Regions from separate parts of the Homo sapiens genome. Here region 2 is linked to region 1. The links are chromatin loops, found by intact Hi-C in ENCODE. Cell type or tissue: gastrocnemius medialis. All regions are shown on one strand. Each heading gives the region's core, and the rest is flanking DNA. Links, peaks and the distances in the headings are about the cores only.

Evidence for each region. A loop is a pair of places that touch in the nucleus more often than their neighbours do. Peaks named below come from ENCODE experiments on the same cell type or tissue, not always from the same donor. Only the 100,000 strongest peaks of a DNase experiment are listed, where the experiment ranks them.
Region 2: it touches region 1 in a loop (4-fold over the local background); 3 of 110 quality-filtered maps call a loop at or near these places.

Annotation. Positions count from the first base shown.
Region 1 is chr5:149,850,153-149,858,187 of GRCh38, forward strand. It overlaps PPARGC1B (PPARG coactivator 1 beta), which reads left to right. Exons shown (of 12, transcript NM_133263.4): 12 at 1-4,870. It overlaps PDE6A (phosphodiesterase 6A), which reads right to left. Exons shown (of 22, transcript NM_000440.3): 22 at 7,801-8,035. Among named protein-coding and RNA genes, the nearest start is that of PDE6A, 91 kb to the right of the region's middle. In gastrocnemius medialis, for the core only: a CTCF peak has its summit at 3,058 (motif pointing left); DNase peaks (open chromatin) are centred at 3,069 and 7,579; H3K27ac peaks cover 4,981 bases.
Region 2 is chr5:149,662,646-149,672,758 of GRCh38, forward strand. No RefSeq gene overlaps it. Among named protein-coding and RNA genes, the nearest start is that of PPARGC1B, 63 kb to the right of the region's middle. In gastrocnemius medialis, for the core only: a CTCF peak has its summit at 5,075 (motif pointing right); DNase peaks (open chromatin) are centred at 1,663 and 3,756; H3K27ac peaks cover 2,135 bases.

The DNA of each region.
Region 1 (8,035 bases), core at 36-8,035:
GAAAGGAGTTGGTCCATATATGATCTCTTAGCCCCTCCTATTTGCTTCTTCCTTGATTGCTCTTGGTCAAAGGGTCAGCCTTGGGCTGGTGATACTTTAGAGTAAAGAAATGGAGAGTTTTAGCAAAGGACCAGTCTGTCCCTCCCTGCTTTGGGGTCAGCTAAAGCTGTCCTTTCATGTCAGATTAACCTAGGACACTTGTAGTTAGCTTAGACGTTGGCCCTTGAGCAGAGACCTGAGCGTGGCATTGGGACATGACATACCTAAAGTCAGGGCTAGGGGACGCTGCCTGCCAAGGGCATCGAGTAGTCTCTACTTGCTATCCCGTACATAAAATGCTACAAGTTCTAAAATTTACCGACCCTGCAGACAACCTCTATCCCGAAGGACTCATTCGGTGCTGTGTATTATTTAGGGCAACTCCAAGGTCTATTCAGAAAAACGAGTGAACCTTGGTCTCTTTCCCACCAAATTGAGGAGTAACCCAGAGGGAGCAGCTGCCATTGGCAACCATCTCGTTGTAGCTCTGTCCTAGTGTTTGCTCTTGATGATGTTTACATGTGATCGCCATAAAGCTTGCTGTAGACTGTGTCGATAGCCGCCCGCACAGGGCAGGTCGTACTGTCCGTTTCTGTGCCGTGCTGGTGTTTTCCAAAAATGTCTGATCCAACCACTAAGTGGAATTCTTCCATCTCCTTCCTCAGTCTGTACAAGGCTGAATCAGAATCCCCATTCTCGGGGGCTCTGGTTACCGAAGGAAAATGCATCAAAGAGTTAAAGAATATGAGTGGATGGAGTGCAGCTAAGGCCCCCACCCCCTGCTCCGTCACAACTTGCCCCCTCAACCAAAAAGCTGCTTTGAGTCAAAAAGCACCCATAAGATACCTGCATCTGCCTTGAAATCTTGCAGCATGGAGTGTCATATGTACTCAGGAGAGAGGCAGGGCTTTGCGGGCAGGAGAAGGAAGGGAGGAATGCTCTGAGCTGCAAAGACCCAGTACTCAAGTTCTGACGTGGGAGGAGATGCAGTGAGACGTCTCTTGTTGCCTAAAGCCTGTTCCTGTTGGTTTTCTTAGAGTGATTTCTCCTAGACATGTGCAGTAGGCCCACTGGGGCTGCTGTGCAGTGGTGAGTAAAAGGGCAGGGAAGGCATGGACAGCCTGGTCCTTCTGCATGGACAGCTCAGTCCATGGCCCATCCCAGGTATAGAGTTCAGTTAATCCCATTTGAGCCTGCAGCTTAAGAGATGGCTCATCCTAACTGTGAAGCAAAATCAGCCCCAGAGGATGTATTGATCTGACTCACTGATGTCAAAATTGCAGTATTTTTTTAGCATTTGAGATTTAGCAGCTGCCTTCAGTTTGGGGTTACCCACATCCCAGCATCAGATATGATTAAGGAAAGAAATTGGATGTACAACAGCAAAGAAAGTGAATGTCATGGTTTCCCTGGCCAAAGAAGAGGGACCCTGTCATCCTTACCAATGGGGAAGAAGAAAACTAGTGCATGTGCAATATGTCAAAGTTAGTCCCCTAGTCCCTGAGGGGTTTTTACACACAGATGGGCTCCAGGTCTGCTCGTCAAGTTTGGAGGTACCGGGTAAATGGAGGGGAGCTGCAGAGTTGGAAACCCACATGCATGGATGTGTCCTTGGCCCAGAACCACCATGGGATGGGGGAGGCCCTGAGCCGGCTACAAGACACCCAGGAAGTAGGCAAAGGCTGACTTTGCATTAAACAATAAAAGCACTTTGAGAAAACCCCAACACTTCAGCCTGGGTCCGTGTTTCTACACTGGAAAATACGAGTCTCCTTTGGCTGTGTGAAGTGATCTTCTAGAGACTGGGACAGGGAGTTTGGGAATGGGGCTGCTGTCAGGTAGGAGAGAGCAGAGATGCCTTTGGAGATGTCAGCAGCAGGAGAGCCAGTGCTGGGGCCAACCCTTTGCTGGCCTTTTGTTGGAAGCCCTTGAAACAGGGAGCCATGGGTTTAGATCTTGGTACCTACCTTTACAGAAAGATGAAAACAGCCCAGCTGAGTGAAATGAGTTTGTAGAGTAAGTCACTTAACTGTAAGCCATCTCAGAATCAGAAACCCTAATGTTTCTTACTTGCTATGTGACCTTGGGCCCCTGTTTCCTCATCTACCAAATGAGAATGTTGAATATGAGCATTAAAGTCCCTTTCACCTCTGAGAGGCTCAGATCCCCAACCAGGAGCATTGGGAATCCATCACTCCTCCTTGAAACTGATTCCATTCTCTGACTTGACCCAGCTCCTGTTCAGGGTGAGGGTTCTCTGCAAGAACCAACCAGCAGTAGGTTCAATCCCACTGTGTCCTGGCTGAGTTGCCTTATCCAAGAAGACCAGCTCCCCGGGACAGATCTAAGCCATAGTTTCTAGTGGGGACAGTAAGGAATTAAACCCCCAACTTGGCTAGGTAACGATGTCAAATCTCACATTAACCTTGTCTTTGTCCCCACTGGATAGCTGTTAATCCGAATGTTGTGACCATTTGGCTGTTTCTCTCTTGTTCTCAGACAATACTAGCAATACACTTTTTTTTTTTTTTTTTAAAGAAAAACAGCTTAGGAGCTTTTCACACATTTCTTTCAAATGATTGTAAAACATATGGGGCAACAGGAGGCATTGATCGCGCTGCATATGTTTAGGGCAGCTTTTGTTTTTTGTTTCTTTAATGGTATAGCAGCAGTGACTGAGCCTTCGTGATTCCTGGGGACAGCTTTTCAGATACTCTGTTTCATCAGTATGCTTTGCACATCCGGAAGGAGTACAAAAATCCAACTGCCCAAATTTGGGGCTTGGAAAATAGGTTTTATAGGTGGTCGGTCCCTGGGCTGTGCAACAACTCCTCAAAGAGGGGTTTATATAACTAGAACCCCCCTGGGCTGTATTTTTGGTCAAAGGAGTCTCCAAGGCGGCTTACAAAAGCTTCCTTTTTCACTTGACCACCCTTGCTCATTGGTTACTTGTGAAGGGAATTGGTCAGTTTCCACCTCAGCACTTTGCCTTATCAACATGCGGTCGCCATCTAGTGGCCAAAGGTTGTCTCCACCAGCTACCCAGATGGAAGGCAAATAAATCCTTTCGGCCACCCTGCTGTCCATCGTGAACTTTGGGAATGAAATATAATGGCCTGAACGAACTGCCTTTGTGTTCAGAGATCAGTGCAACACTAGGGTCAGAAGACTCCAGAAGCAGCCACTTAGTAGACTCTCACGCAGAACTGAGAAATGCACTAGCTGTCCTGTGGGCAGAAGAGACAGGAGTGGACCAGGAGAGGTCCAGGTGCCCGGGAAGGGTTTACTGTAACTGCAATACTGGCAGCCCAGCTGCTGACCTTGTTAAGTAAACCTTTGCTGGGTGGTCCGAATTCTGCCCTCAAGGCAAGATAAGAAGTTGGGTGTAAGGATTTTGTGGGGGGCCTGGCCATGATCTTTGATATGATCCCCGAATAGCCAAATAGTTTTTTTTGTTCAATTTTTTGTTTCTGTATTTTGTATTTTTAAAATCTTGTCAAATGTTTTTGTGTTAGGAATAAAAAGTCATAAACTATTCCCAACTTTGTTTCTTGAGGGATGTTCTGATTCCAATGGAAACAGGTGGGAAATCTCAAGGGGAGCGTGGACAAGGTGGTATGTGCAGCAGGGGAATAGACTGCTTGGATTTCCAAATGGTTTCTGGGGAAGATGACCATCCAGAAGTCCAGCTTAGTGCAGTCTGCTCTGGAATTCACACCCACCCCCTCGCCTCCTTGTGCCATGTTGTTAGCATTGGCTTGGAGCATCTGCTTCTTCCAGAGGCAGCTGCTAATGTTGAAACCAACACGAGCCCTCTCCCCAACCCCAGGTTTCTAAAGAAGGTGTCTGTAGCCAGCCTTAATCAACTGGGCAAGGTGGTCCCTATGGTCCTTTCCAGCATTTCCAAATCTTGGACTCAAATTATTTTCTCTTGGTGTGACCACACAGCCTAGAGAATTCTGAGCAATAGGAGCCAGGGCTTTCCCTGACTCTGCGACAGGGTCAAACCAAGGAATGGCTAAACCTGTGAGGTTTTGTCATCCCCGGGGGTACTACTGTAGGGGGCATTATTTATTAGGAAGCTTAACAAGGTAACTACGGCCTGAGTGCGTGAGTGTAAGGCTGTGTTTGTGGTGGGGGTGTGTGTGTGTGTATCTGTGCACACATACACACGTCTGTGCCTGTGTGTGTGTGTTTGTGTGTGTGTGTGTGTGTGGAATTACATTGATGCATTTATTGAGAAAGGTGCAAGAATTTCACCTACACAGAGGGACACATCTGCTTTGTTATTTATAATAGAAAGCTAAATTTTAATTTTTTAAAGGACACTGCTAATGATTGAGAATCAAGTTTTTAGTTTTGCTATTTTTTTTAATTGGTAGAGGATTTTTATATATTTTTTCCATTTTGTTGGGTTGTGTCCTTATTTATATAAATACTTTATCCGTAAGAGGCAAGGAGGAAACCTTCTTTGCTTTTACATATTGTGGTTGTCATCGTCCCTATTTTATTTCTGGTGTGATTTCTCTGTCTTACCTTCTAAATGAGAAAATGTTTTCTTGTATTTGTACATTGTCAGATTCTATAGTTTCCTAGATAATTTAACCAAATTGCTCTATGTATTATTATTCTGTGAGTATAAAGTTCTATTTTAATGTCTGTAAATACTTCAGAACTGGCTTCTTTTCTCAAACTCCCACTGTGGGGTTATTGTTTACATCACAGAAACTGTAGAATCTCTATGCTCATGTACTGTAAATAGTGAAGTGATCTGCTTATAAATAAACTTAACAAATACACTATGGAGATTAAAAACAAAATACCACCCACAGCTTTGCCCATGTGTGTTTTTCCTTGTTGGTCCTGGGAGCTCATTGAGGGACACTCTGACCACTAAATGGGGAAGAGATTTCAGTTTTCAGCGTCACCTTCTCAGATAAGACCCCGGATGATGTCTGCTCCTCACCTCACCACACTTCTCCCTCCTTCAGAGCACTTTTCACAGTTCATAATATCCATTCGTGCCAGGCACAGGGGCTGAGGTGGGGGATCACTTGAGCCCAGGAGTTCAAGGCCAGCCTGGGCAACATAGTGAGACCCCCATCTCTGAAAAAGTAAAGTAAATAAAATATAATAAATAAATAAAATAACCATTCAGACTCATCTCACATAACAGCTGTTCCATGAACGACTTTTTGCCCTGACTTTTATAAAGCTATACCACTTTCTGAACAAAGACTTCCTTGTTTTGGTATATCAACTTTCACATAAGCACATTGAATAAATGCACTGTAGGAGGTATTTTGGCATTGTGGTTCCAGGCAAAACACTCATCAATTTGTAATTACAAAATGGTTTCTGGTCAGAGGATCTCATAGAGAGCAGGCCTGCATTGTGTGCGGTAATTGAATGAGCTCAGAACATTTTCCTTTGTGTACTTCCAGCAAGTAGGGTGAGGAAGTGGCATCTTCCAAGACTCTCAGTTGCGTGCCTGTGTGTTATTTCCTCACGTCTCAAAGGGGTTAGCCTGTATTTTGCCCTAAAGCTGTTTTTTGTGCTTTAACTTTATTTTTAAATGCCAGACACCCATAAGCCCCAAAGGGTTGAAACACTGGCAAAGAGAATTATATATAAACAAGAACAGGCTGGGCGCGGTGGCTCGCATCTGTAATCCCAGCACTTTGGGAGGCTGAGGCGGGCGGATCACCTGAGGTTAGGAGTTCGAGACTAGCCTGGCCAACGTGGTGAAACCCCATCTCTACTAACAATACAAAAATTAGCCCGGCGTGGTGAGGGGCGCCTGTAATCCCAGCTACTCGGGAGGCTGAGGCAGGAGAATCGCTTGAACCCGGGAGGCGGAGGTTGCAGTGAGCCAAGGTCGTGGCAACAGAGCCTGGGCAACAGAGCAAGACTCCATCTCAAAATAAATAAATAAAATAAGAACAGGTGCAATGAATGATTACATTTTATGTTATGTGCAAACTATTTTCAGGTTGCTATTTATTACATAAACTCATACAAACTCATACATATATTCTCCTTGTTCAGGTGATTTATTTTCCCCATCTGTAAAGATTGTTTGGATTTCTTTGATTGCAAGGGAACACATCATGATTTTTTCCCATTAAAATTAATAGGAACGTTTCCACTTAGGGGCAGAGTTCTCTGGTGTGATGAGAATATGTGTGTGATTGAGGGCTCAGTACCTGTTGCCCATCTGTTGTAAGCTTCAGGAGAACAGGCCTGCCTTTCCGTTCACTGCAGGGCACTGGCCCCATCAGTCAGGAATTCCTGAGTAGATCCTACCCGTAGTGCAAGGAATAGGATGGCAGATGCAGAGCCTCAAGACCTGCCTTTGGGACCCATCTCTGCCACTTCTGTATTGTGTGAATTGGGCAGACCACCTCCTTGGTCCCTGGTTTTCCCAAATATGAAACAATTTGCTTAGCTGAACTCAAAGGTCCTTTATGTTCTTATGTTCTTTAAAAACAACAATAAAACCTGATTTGCAGAAGCAGTATGGTACAAGGAAAATGCTTACAAGCTGGGGTTCTGGGGTTCTGGTGTCAAGCTGCTTGGCTTTTTTTTTTTTTTTTTGTGATGGAGTCTCGCTCTTGTTGCCCAGCTGGAGTGCAATGGTGCAATCTCGGCTCACTGGAACCTCTGCCTCCTGGATTCAAATGATTCTCCTGCCTCAGCCTCCCAAGTAGCTGGGATTACAGGCACCCGCCACCACACCCAGCTAATTTTTGTATTTTTAGTAGAGACAGGGTTTCCACCATGTTCGCCAGACTGGTCTCAAACTCCTGACCTTAGTTGATCCATCCACCTCGGCCTCCCAAAGTGCTGGGATTACAGGCATTGAGCCACCACGCCTGGCCTAAGCTGCTTGGCTTTGAAACTTGGCTCTACCGCTTATCAGCTAGGTGTCCTCGGGCAGGTTTTCTAACCTCTCTAAGTCTGCTCCTCACCATGTGATAAATGGAGCTAGTAACAGTTTCTCCCTTGGAGTATTGTTGTTAGGATGAAATTAGATCGTGCACAGTACCTAGGACATGGTAAGTACTTAATCAGCATCAGCTGTGATCCTCATTCAGCTCAGTCTCATTTGGTGCTAACCATAGTCCTCTGAGAGAGGCACTGCAAGGATCTTGACCTTTTTTTGACAGATTGGGAAGGCTGGGAAGTGGAGCAGAAGGAACCTGCCGAAGGGACTCAGAAACATGGCAGCAGAGTCAGGACCAGCAACATCAATGCCCGTGTGTTCCTGAGTGACACTTATTTCTCCTTGCTACTCTGCCATGTAACCACCAAACGTGATGTTCTTAGGACAGGCCTCTGCTTAAAGACCACTGCTATCAGGGTGTGCATTGCAGCAGGGCAGAACATCTAGTTTGGGAGTTTAAAGATGCAAGTTCCAGACCCAGTTCTCTATTGACATCACCACCTGCAAACATGAGCAGGGCCCATGCGTCAGGAGCCCAGATTGATCTACTGTGGAGGCCACCAGGATGTGGCTGCCCTGTACACTATGTTCTCTGTGATCCTGGGCATCTCCTGGAGGGAAGCCAGGGAACTGTGCCAGGAACTTGGCCCAGCCCCGTCTTCTCACTGGCCTTCAATTTCCTCATGTGTCTAAAAAGAGAGATTACAGTAGATGAGTGGTTTACCGTTTGGGGAAACCATGTGGCTCCCTCTCCTCAAAGCAACTGTTTTAATATATTAGTTTCTGCATAACATTCAGTGTGGAAGGAAGAAAAGTTCTAGAGCTAATGTCCATTTATTAGAATGAGACAGAGGAATGTGTTACATGCGGCCACAAAGAAACAAACAGATAAATACAGAATGTGGGAAAACTGACTCTGTTTCTGCAAGGTGATGACAATGGAAAAAAGGAAGGAGTACTTTGTAGATTAAAAGAGACTTCAGAAACTTAACCATGGCTATGTGAGGTGATGGATATATTAATTAGCTTAATTATGGTAACCATTTCACA
Region 2 (10,113 bases), core at 1,290-9,289, 190 kb before region 1:
GAATAGGTATAATAATAATTTTTTTAAAAAAGAGGCCAGGCTCAGTGGCTCACACCTGTAATCCCAACACTTTGGGAGGCCAAGGTGGGAGGATCACTTGAGCTCAGGAGGTTGAGACCAGCCTGGGCAACATAAGGAAACCCTGTCTCTACAAATAATTTTTAAAAATTAGCCAGGTGTGGTGGCACACACCTGTAGTCCCAGTTACTAGGGAGGCTGAAGCGGGAGGATCTCTTGAGCCTGGGCGATCAAGGCTGCAGTGAGCTATGATCAACCTCTGCATTCCAGTCTGGGTGACAGAGCAAGACTCTGTCTAAAAAAACCAAAACAAAATATAAAGACAAATGTTGGTGAGGATGTGGAGAAATTGGAACCCTCATATACTGCAAATGGGAACGTAAAATGGTGCAGCCACTTGGAAAATAGTCTGACAGTTCCTCAAATGGTTAAACATAGAATGGCCATGTGATCCAGCAATTCCACTCCTAGGTATGTAACCAACAGAAATAAAAACATGTTTTCATACAAAAATTCATACGTGAATGTTCATAGCAGCATTATTATAATAACCCAAGAACTGGTGAATGGATAAATAAAATACTGTATAGCCATCCAATGGAACATTATTCTGCAATCAAAAGGAATGAAGTACTGGTGCATGCTACAACATGGATAAGTCTTAACAAGTTTATGCAAAATCAACAAAGCCATTCACAAAATACCACGTATTGTATGATTCCATTTATATGAATGTCCAAAATAAGCAAATCCGTAGAGACAGAAAATAGTGGTTGTCTTGAGCTGGAAGGGGTGGACAGGACTGAAAGATGAGAGCTAAGGGGTGTGGAATTTCTTTCTGGAGTAATTAAAATGTTTTAAAATTTACTGTGAAATTGGTTGTACAGCTCTCTAAATATACTAAAAACCATCGAAATGTACACTTAAAAAGGGTGAATTAGGTGGTACATTAACTATATTTCAATAAAATCTTATAAAAACATATACAAATATGTACAATGTTTTCAATGCAACATTGTTTTTAAGTAGCAGAAGGAAATAGCCTGATACCGGTAAGTAAGTGATTGGCTAAGGAAATTACGGTAAAATATACTAATGGAATACAATGTAATGTTATGCCAAAGGCAAAAACAAGGACCTTTTGTACAAACTCATGTGGCATGATCTCTAAGATATATTGCAAAGTGAGAAAAGCACTTTAGCATAGCAGGTTCCCCTCATGTAAAAAAGAGGGGAAAGAACGTCCATCCCTACTTGGTTTTCATATGCACAGACCAGGAGTCGGCAAGCTCCAGTTCACATGTCAAATCCAGTCTGCCACCTGTCTTGGTACAGCAGGGAGCTAAGAATGGTGCTTAGATTTTTAAGTAGTTGAAAAACTAAAGAAGAATAATATTTCATGACACTTGAAAATGATATGACATTCAAATTTCTGTGTCTATAAATAAAGTTTTATTGGCATACAGCCACATTCATTCATTTATATATTGTCTATGGCTGCCTTTGCAATACAATGGCAGAGTTAAGCAGTTGGGGCAGAGACCATTAGCCTGCAAAGCCTGAAGTATTTACGATCTGGCCCTTTACAGACAAAGTTTGCTGACTCCTGGCCTAGCCTAGCTGGAAGGAAATGCTGGAAACTGGTGACCTGGCTGGCTGCTCTGGGAGAGGAAGGGACAGCTGAGGGATGAGGTAAGAGGGAGACTTCTCACTGGATACCCTTTCAGACCTCTTCAAAAGATGTCAACAAAACTAAAGCTATATATTCCTGCATGTGAACATATTAGGATGTATACATGTAGAAAAATATTTCAACAGCTATCCATCAAATGGATAACAGACTACTTACTTTGAGGGAGGGGCCTGGCTGGGGAGAGGGGAGTTAAGTGGCTTCAGTAGTAAATGTATGATTGGAATAGTTTACAAGGAGAATCACTTAATGTATGATTTAATGCAATAAAAGTGCAATAAAAATAAAGAGTGCATTCATAAAACATGGCCCTCATTGCACTTTCTTGAATTGTGTGTTCCATGAGGTTCCATGAGGTAGGCTCTTCCTGGGGAGCCATGGTAGCTCCTGGCATGGAGCATGGCCCTCTGTAGGCCCTAAGCTGGTTGAATGAGTGCGAGGGCCGGGAGATGTGTGTGTGTGCCAAGAGTGAGGGAGTGAGGGAGCGTGCTCACAGGAATGCACAGTTCAGAATGGGCTGGGGTGCAGCGGGATGATCTAGGGTGAAGGGAGGGCCAGAGTGGCAGAGCAGGGACATAGTCCCTAGCGCCTCCTAGTCCAGGGCCATCAGCTCCCCAGGGTCGGCAGCCGCCGTGGTTGAGGAGTCGTAGTCTTTTAGCCTGTCCTCATTCCCCTACCCTCATAAAGTCTCTGATTTTCTTTTTCTCCTTTTACAGCCTCTCTTGAAGGACATTAGGGGAATCTAGCTAGGGGCTTGTGCAGCACCACCTGTGCCTGCTACTCCCTAGAACTGCCTTTTCAGCAAGCACCATCTGTGGTGTCACTGCTCTCTGTGGGGGAGGTGACTCCTGCCTGCTACCCAGTGCTGGAAGACTCCCCTTCCCAAGGACCAAGCCTGTGGGGGCTGCAGCAGAACTGAAAACGGATGTTCAGGCGCCCAAGAACAGCCTGGCTCCAGGGACCAATGGCAAGAGGGTGTCTCACACATGGGCAAATTGAGGATGCCTCAGTTTTGTTTGGCTTGTCCTCCATCTCTTCTCCCAGAAACAGGGCCCTTATTTTTATTTAGGGAACTCTTTATGCTCACTCCGTGTAATTTGGGTGGGGCTGAACCAACCCTGGATGCAAAATTGAACACAAGAAACAGATCTGGCCAATCAGAAAATTCCATTTTTCTGGTCACAGTGATTGGTTCAGAGATGGGCAAGTGGCCCAAAGTTAAGCCAATGAACGTCAGCCTCAAGATTTTTGCTGATGCTATCAGGAGAGAGGTGCTGTCTCTGGGCTGGGCTTGTTACCTGCAGAACTACACTTAGAGCTGCTGGTTGACTTTTGTCAATACATAGAGCAAGCCAGCCTGAGAACAAAGCTAAGATGGGCAGAAGTAGAGCTGAGAATTGGAGACTGGTTCCTGATGGCAGTGTTTACACCAGATTCATATCTACCCTTGGCCTTTTCAATTAAATAAACTCAAAATTCCCTCTTTTGCTTTGGCTGGTTTGTGTCGATAAGAGTCATTGAAAAGCAGTGTTAGCAGAGGGAAGCTTCCTGTCAGATTCTCTGAGCATTTCATGAAGATTTCATTTCCACCCACTCTGCGGTGCACTTACAACCCTCTGCTCCCAGCTGTCCAGGGGCAGTCTGCCTCTCTGGCTTGCTGGCTCTCAACACCTCTCTGAGTGAGATATCCGACCCCCTAGGTCTTCTCTCCTCCCCTTGGCAACCCACCCCTCTAAATTCCAGCCCCTGAGGATCCAAGCCCATGGCCTGGTGTTAACTCCCATCCCCTTTATGACTGTAATGTGTCCCAGACACAACAGTTGATGTTCTTTAAGCTTTGATGAGTACTTCCTATTTGCCAGACTCTGTGCCAGCCTCATTACATACATAATCTCATCGAATCTTCTCAATAATGCTGTTGGGTAGGTTTTATGATTATTATTCCCATTTTCAAGAATAGAAACCAGTGGCTTAGGGAGATGAAGTAACTGGCCTGAGACCAAACAGCTGAGTCACACACAGTGGGAGGCAGGGCTAGACAGAGTTGTAGGAGGGAACTAACCCCAGGGCCTGTGCCCCAATCGCCACACCAGTGCTTCTAACCCAAGTGAGCCCCAGGATCACCAGGGCACAGGAGCCCATTCCAGGGACCCACATCCCCTGAGTGAGGATGGGAAGGTCTGGGAATCTGCTTTGTTAAATACCCCAGGGGATACTGAAGCATGAGGTCCCCAGGACCTTACACTGACAGTAGCCACTGTCTCCCCCATTAAGGACTTTGGCGCTAGAAAGGAGTTTGGCATTGCCAGATCTATTATTGCAGGAGCTGAAGCTCTGCCCTAGCTCAGAAATGATGACAACGCTAGACAAACTTCTTTGCTGACACAGGGAAAGGAGAGATCAAGGGCATGTGGATAAGCAACTCATGCCTGGGAATAAAACAAAAATTTAAAGAATAACATCATTCCACTCTTCAGGGGGTGGGTTGTGAGTGTCTGGACTCTAAGAGGTAAGAGGTATAAGCCAGGGCCCAGGAGAAATTCAAATTCTATAGGCTTTCTTCATTTGTCCCTGAAAAGAAATGGCTCTCACAGCCCCATGAATGAAGTTCAAAGTTATTATTATTATTTTTTTAGACAGAGTCTCACTCTGTCACCCAGGCTGGAGTACAACGGTGCAATCTCAGCTCACTGCAACCGCCACCTCCCAGGTTCAAGCAATTCTCCTGCCTCATCCTCCCAAGTAGCTGGGACTGCAGGCACCTGTCACCACACCTAACTTTTTTTTTTGTATTTTTAGTAGAAACAGGGTTTCACCATGTTGGCCAGGCTGGTCTAAAACTCCTGACCTCAGGTGATCCACCTGCCTCAGCCTCCCAATGTGCTGGGATTACAGGCATGAGCCACCGCACCCTGCCAAGTTCAAAGTTCTTAACAAAGCTTTGCACCCAACATGAGCTGGTTGTGCTCTCTTGACACCTGGCTTTTAGGCATACCTCACCTTTCTGCCTGAAATGCTGTCTGTTTCCTTCCCCTCCTTTGCTTAACAAACTTCTGCTTATCCTTCAGATCCCAGCATTAATGGCCCTCCCTCTGGGAAGCCTCCTCCAATCACCAAATCTAGATTAGGTGTCCTTCCTCAGGGCTCCCTTACCTCCCTTAATATGTCTTGATTGTACCTCTCATATTGTATTTTATGTGTTTAATTCACCCTGCTATACTGTGAGGTTCCTGAAGGAAGGGCCGTGTCTATCGTGTTCTCTATTATATTCTCAGCACCAGACATATTATAACAATGAGTTAGTGAAAGCTTAATAAAACCAAAACAGAAAGCCCCAGGCAGTTACATGCAGTAATCATATTGACCACTAGATGGCACACGACTATGACGTCCCAATTGGGATGGGCTGGGAGAGGGGCGTGAAATTGATGAGCAGGTTGGTGGAAGGAGGCCGGGGGGCCTCTGATCTTCTCCAGACTGACAGCTGGAGACCTTCGTGATCCTTAAATTTGTATGTGTGGAAATCTTTGTTCAGGTAATTGCCTTACTCCAGAACCCCATTTCCATTAAGGGTTACGTCTTCATGCTACACATTAAACACTTTTTGATGTCTCTGAAGTTTCTTCTCTCGCTTACCAAAGAGGTGTTTTCTGTTATTAGTGTTGCTGTTGATTGCTTGAAATGGTTTTATAGATTGCTTTTTCTTATTACTCGTTAGGAATTAGGTGGAGTCTGTCACTTTTAGGCTCTGAGCCACCACTGAGTCTAATCTTCCACTCTTCAGTTGATCTGAAACTTCTGTTTTTTGGCTTAAGAACTAACACACACTTAGACTTGTCTTCCTCTTCCCTTTTATCACCAACACAAGTCGGCTTATTTTTCAACGAGTGTATCTTGTAGAAAGCCATTTTTTAAAAAAAATTATCCCTGGAGAATGTCAGGATAGGTGACAAGTGTTGACCTGTACCTGCTGGGCAGCAGGCTAGGCTTACAGACTGTTGTTATTCTTCCCAGCATACCAGCTTCCCAGGGCCATGATTTACATCTGGACCCAGCACAATGACTAATATATACCATGAACATTCTGGTTTGCTCACAAATAATTGAAACCAAACATTTAAATTAAACAATGCCAAGAATCTAAGGTAGCAAGCTGATGGCTAGCTAATTTCCTAGAAGCCCCAACAGTCCCACCTGTTATTTTTTTTTTTAACTTCTTAAATGCACAAATTTATTTTTTCTCAACAAACACACATCTTAATGCCTTTACAACTTTTATCTCCCCAAATATATCTTGCTTTTCTTTATACATGCTGTATACAGAGTTGTTTTCTTTATATTTAGTAGTTATTGCTTTTTTGTGCCCTTTTGGGTCCTGAATTTACACATCAGGCATAGAGCTTGGGACAGGAAAGAGCTGTGAAGCAAATTCCTGGAAGATCAAACCCCTTCCAGCATGGCCAGGTAGCACAGCTGAGCCAGGGATGATGGGGCCATATTGGGTTTGGCTCTGCCTTGCAGCTGGCAGTCCAAACACTGAGGACATGCATATATTTCTGCAGGCCTCACTATGGTCATCTGTCCAAACCCCAGAATCCAGAGACTCAAAACGAAATACAGTCATACAGTAAGATATGTGCAAGGTTTCAGGGAGCCCAGCAGCCAGACCTTACAGCTTTAGCTCAATTTAGACAAATCAAGCAAGTTTAAGAAATATTCCAGAAGTAGCAGTTTTATGACCTTAAAACATGTAATAGGCTGGGCACGGTGGCCCATGCCTGTAATCCCAGCACTTTGGGAGGCCAAGGTGGGCAGATCACTTGAGGTCAGGAGTTCGAGACCAGCCTAGCCAACATGGTGAAATCCTGTTTCTACTACAAACACAAAAATTAGCCAAGTATGGTGGCATACACCTGTAGTTTAGCTATTCGGAAGGCTGAGGCAGGAGAATCACTTGAACCTGGGAGACGGAAGTTGTGGTGAGCTGAGATCTCACCACTGCACTCCAGCCTGGGCAATGAGAGCAAAACTCCAGCTCAAAAACAAAAAACAAATTAAAAAAAAAAAAAAAAAAAAAAAAAAAAGTAATAGAGACAATGTAAACCTGTCTGTCAGTAGACCCAGGCAAAAACAATTATATTTAACTGACAATCCTGAAGCCTTTCCAATTTTCTTTTTCTTTCTTTTTTTTTTTTTTATTGATCATTCTTGGGTGTTTCTCGCAGAGGGGGATTTGGCAGGGTCACAGGACAATAGTGGAGGGAAGGTCAGCAGATAAGTGAACAAAGGTCTCTGGTTTTCCTAGGCAGAGGACCCTGCGGCCTTCCGCAGTGTTTGTGTCCCTGGGTACTTGAGATTAGGGAGTGGTGATGACTCTTAAGGAGCATGCTGCCTTCAAGCATCTGTTTAACAAAGCACATCTTGCACCACCCTTAATCCATTCAATCCTGAGTGGACACAGCACATGTTTCAGAGAGCACAGGGTTGGGGGTAAGGTCACAGATCAACAGGATCCCAAGGCAGAAGAATTTTTCTTAGTACAGAACAAAATGAAAAGTCTCCCATGTCTACCTCTTTCTACACAGACATGGCAACCATCCGATTTCTCAATCTTTTCCCCACCTTTCCCCCCTTTCTATTCCACATTGTCATCATGGCCCGTTCTCAATGAGCTGTTGAGTACATCTCCCAGACGGGGTGGTGGCCGGGCAGAGGGGCTCCTCACTTCCCAGTAGGGGCAGCCGGGCAGAGGCGCCCCTCACCTCCCGGACGGGGCGGCTGGCCGGGCGGGGGGCTGACCCCCCCCACCTCCCTCCCGGATGGGGTGGCTGGCCGGGCAGAGGGGCTCCTCTCTTCCCAGTAGGGGCGGCCAGGCAGAGGCGCCCCTCTCTTCCCAGTAGGGGAGGCCGGGCAGAGGCGCCCCTCACCTCCCGGATGGGGCGGCTGGCCGGGCGGGGGGCTACCCCCCCACCTCCCTCCTGGACGGGGCGGCTGGCCGGGCCAGGGGCTGACCCCCCACCTCCCTCCCGGACGGGGCGGCTGGCTGGGCAGAGGGGCTCCTCTCTTCCCAGTAGGGGCGGCCGGGCAGAGGCGCCCCTCACCTCCCGGATGGGGCGGCTGGCCGGGCGGGGGGCTGACCCCCCCACATCCTTCCTGGATGGGGCGGCTGGCCGGGCAGAGGGGCTCCTCACTTCCCAGTAGGGGCGGCCGGGCAGAGGCGCCCCTCACCTCCTGGACGGGGCGGCTGGCCGGGCGGGGGGCTGACCCCCCCACCTCCCTCCCAGACGGGGTGGCTGCCGGGCGGAGACACTCCTCACTTCCCAGACGGAGTGGCTGCCGGGCGGAGGGGCTCCTCACTTCTCAGACGGGGCGGTTGCCAGGCAGAGGGTCTCCTCACTTCTCAGACGGGGCGGCCGGGCAGAGACGCTCCTCACATCCCGGACGGGGCGACAGGGCAGAGGCGCTCCCCACATCTCAGACGATGGGTGGCCGGGCAGAGACGCTCCTCACTTCCTAGATGGGATGGCGGCCGGGCAGAGACGCTCCTCACTTTCCAGACTGGGCAGCCAGGCAGAGAGGCTCCTCACATCCCAGACGATGGGCGGCCAGGCAGAGACACTCCTCACTTCCCAGACGGGGTGGCGGCCGGGCAGAGGCTGCAATCTCGGCACTTTGTGGGGCCAAGGCAGGCGGCTGGGAGGTGGAGGTTGTAGCCAGCCGAGATCACGCCACTGCACTCCAGCTTGGGCACCATTGAGCACTGAGTGAACACGACTCTGTCTGCCATCCCGGCACCTCGGGAGGCCGAGGCTGGCGGATCACTCGCGGTTAGGAGCTGGAGACCAGCCCGGCCAACACGGCGAAACCCCGTCTCCACCAAAAAAATACGAAAACCAGTCAGGCGTGGCGGCGCGCGCCTGCAATCGCAGGCACTCGGCAGGCTGAGGCAGGAGAATCAGGCAGGGAGGTTGCAGTGAGCCAAGATGGCAGCAGTACAGTCCAGCTTTGGCTCGGCATCAGGGGGAGACCATGGAAAGAGAGGGAGAGGGAGACCGTGGGGAGAGGGAGAGGGAGAGGGAGAGGGAGAGCCCCACCTGTTATTATAATAATGATGTCATTTGGAGAATCATTTTCTGTGGAAGGTAATGAAAACCTCAATTTGGCAGAAATTCAGTAACTTAGAGCCTGTAAGAAGTTAGGAATTGGGTGTTGCCCTAATGGGGTTAATTCTTGATTACCCTATAGATGCTCACGTGGCTACATTAACCTCTCTGTGCCTTTGCTTTCTATCTTTCCAGTGGAGGCAGCAAGCCTGCCAGGGCTGGCCTGAGAAGGGGAATTTGAGCCTCCTCTTTGTACATATATTTGACTTGGCACTGGTTCCAGGCCAGTGTAGCCACCATAAGCAGTTACCAAGGCCTCTGGCAATCTTGCTTTGTCCGGCTCCCCAGCCGATGCCAGTCTCTGCCCATTACACCCTTCATATCTGAACAGTTTGGGAATTATTTAGAAACGGCCTTATTTGTAGTCCTATAATCCAGCCAATATGACAGCCATAAAGATTGCTTTGTCGTTCCTTGAGCTGTTGATTGAAGGGTGTGGAGGGAAACAGAAACTGGATTAGTCAAGGGCTTTGCCCCAAGGTTGCCCAAAGTGGTACACTGGTCGTAGGGGACAGGCTAGAACCCAGGGCTCTTGGCAGCCCAGATAGTACATTCTCCCTCCTGTGGGCTATTTCCAAGAGCTGTGTGTGTCTCTCTGTGTGTGTGTGTGTGTGTGTGTGTGTGTGTGTGTGTGTTGGATAGAGGGGGTAGTTATTAGTCATTCAGCCATAGTCCTTCTCTCAACGAGGATGTTGTGGACGGCCACCAAAATGGGTTCAGTATTAAGCTTCGTGACATTAGATTTGGCAGTTATTTCTTGGCTATGACACTAAAGGCTCTGGTAACAAAAGAAAAAATATACATATAGGACTACATGAAAATCTTTAAATTTTATGCACCAAAAGACACTATCAGCAGATAAGAAAGCAACCCACAGATTAGGAGAAAATATTTGTAAGTCATACATTTGATAAGGGATTAATATCTAGGGTATATAGAGAACTCCTAAAACTCAACAAGGAAAAAACAAACAGCCCAATTTAAAAATAAGCAAAGAAGCCAGGCGCAGTGGCTCACACCTGTAATCCCAGAACATTGGGAGATGGAGGCGGGTGGATCACTTGAGGCCAGGAATTTGAGACCAGCCTGGCCAACATGATGAAACCCCGTCTCTACTAAAAATACAAAAAAGTAGCTGGGCACGGTGGTGTGTGCCTGTATTCCCAGCTGCTTGGGAGGCTGAGGCAGGAGAATCACTTGAACCTGGGAGGCAGAGGCTGCAGTGAGCTGAGATCATTCAAG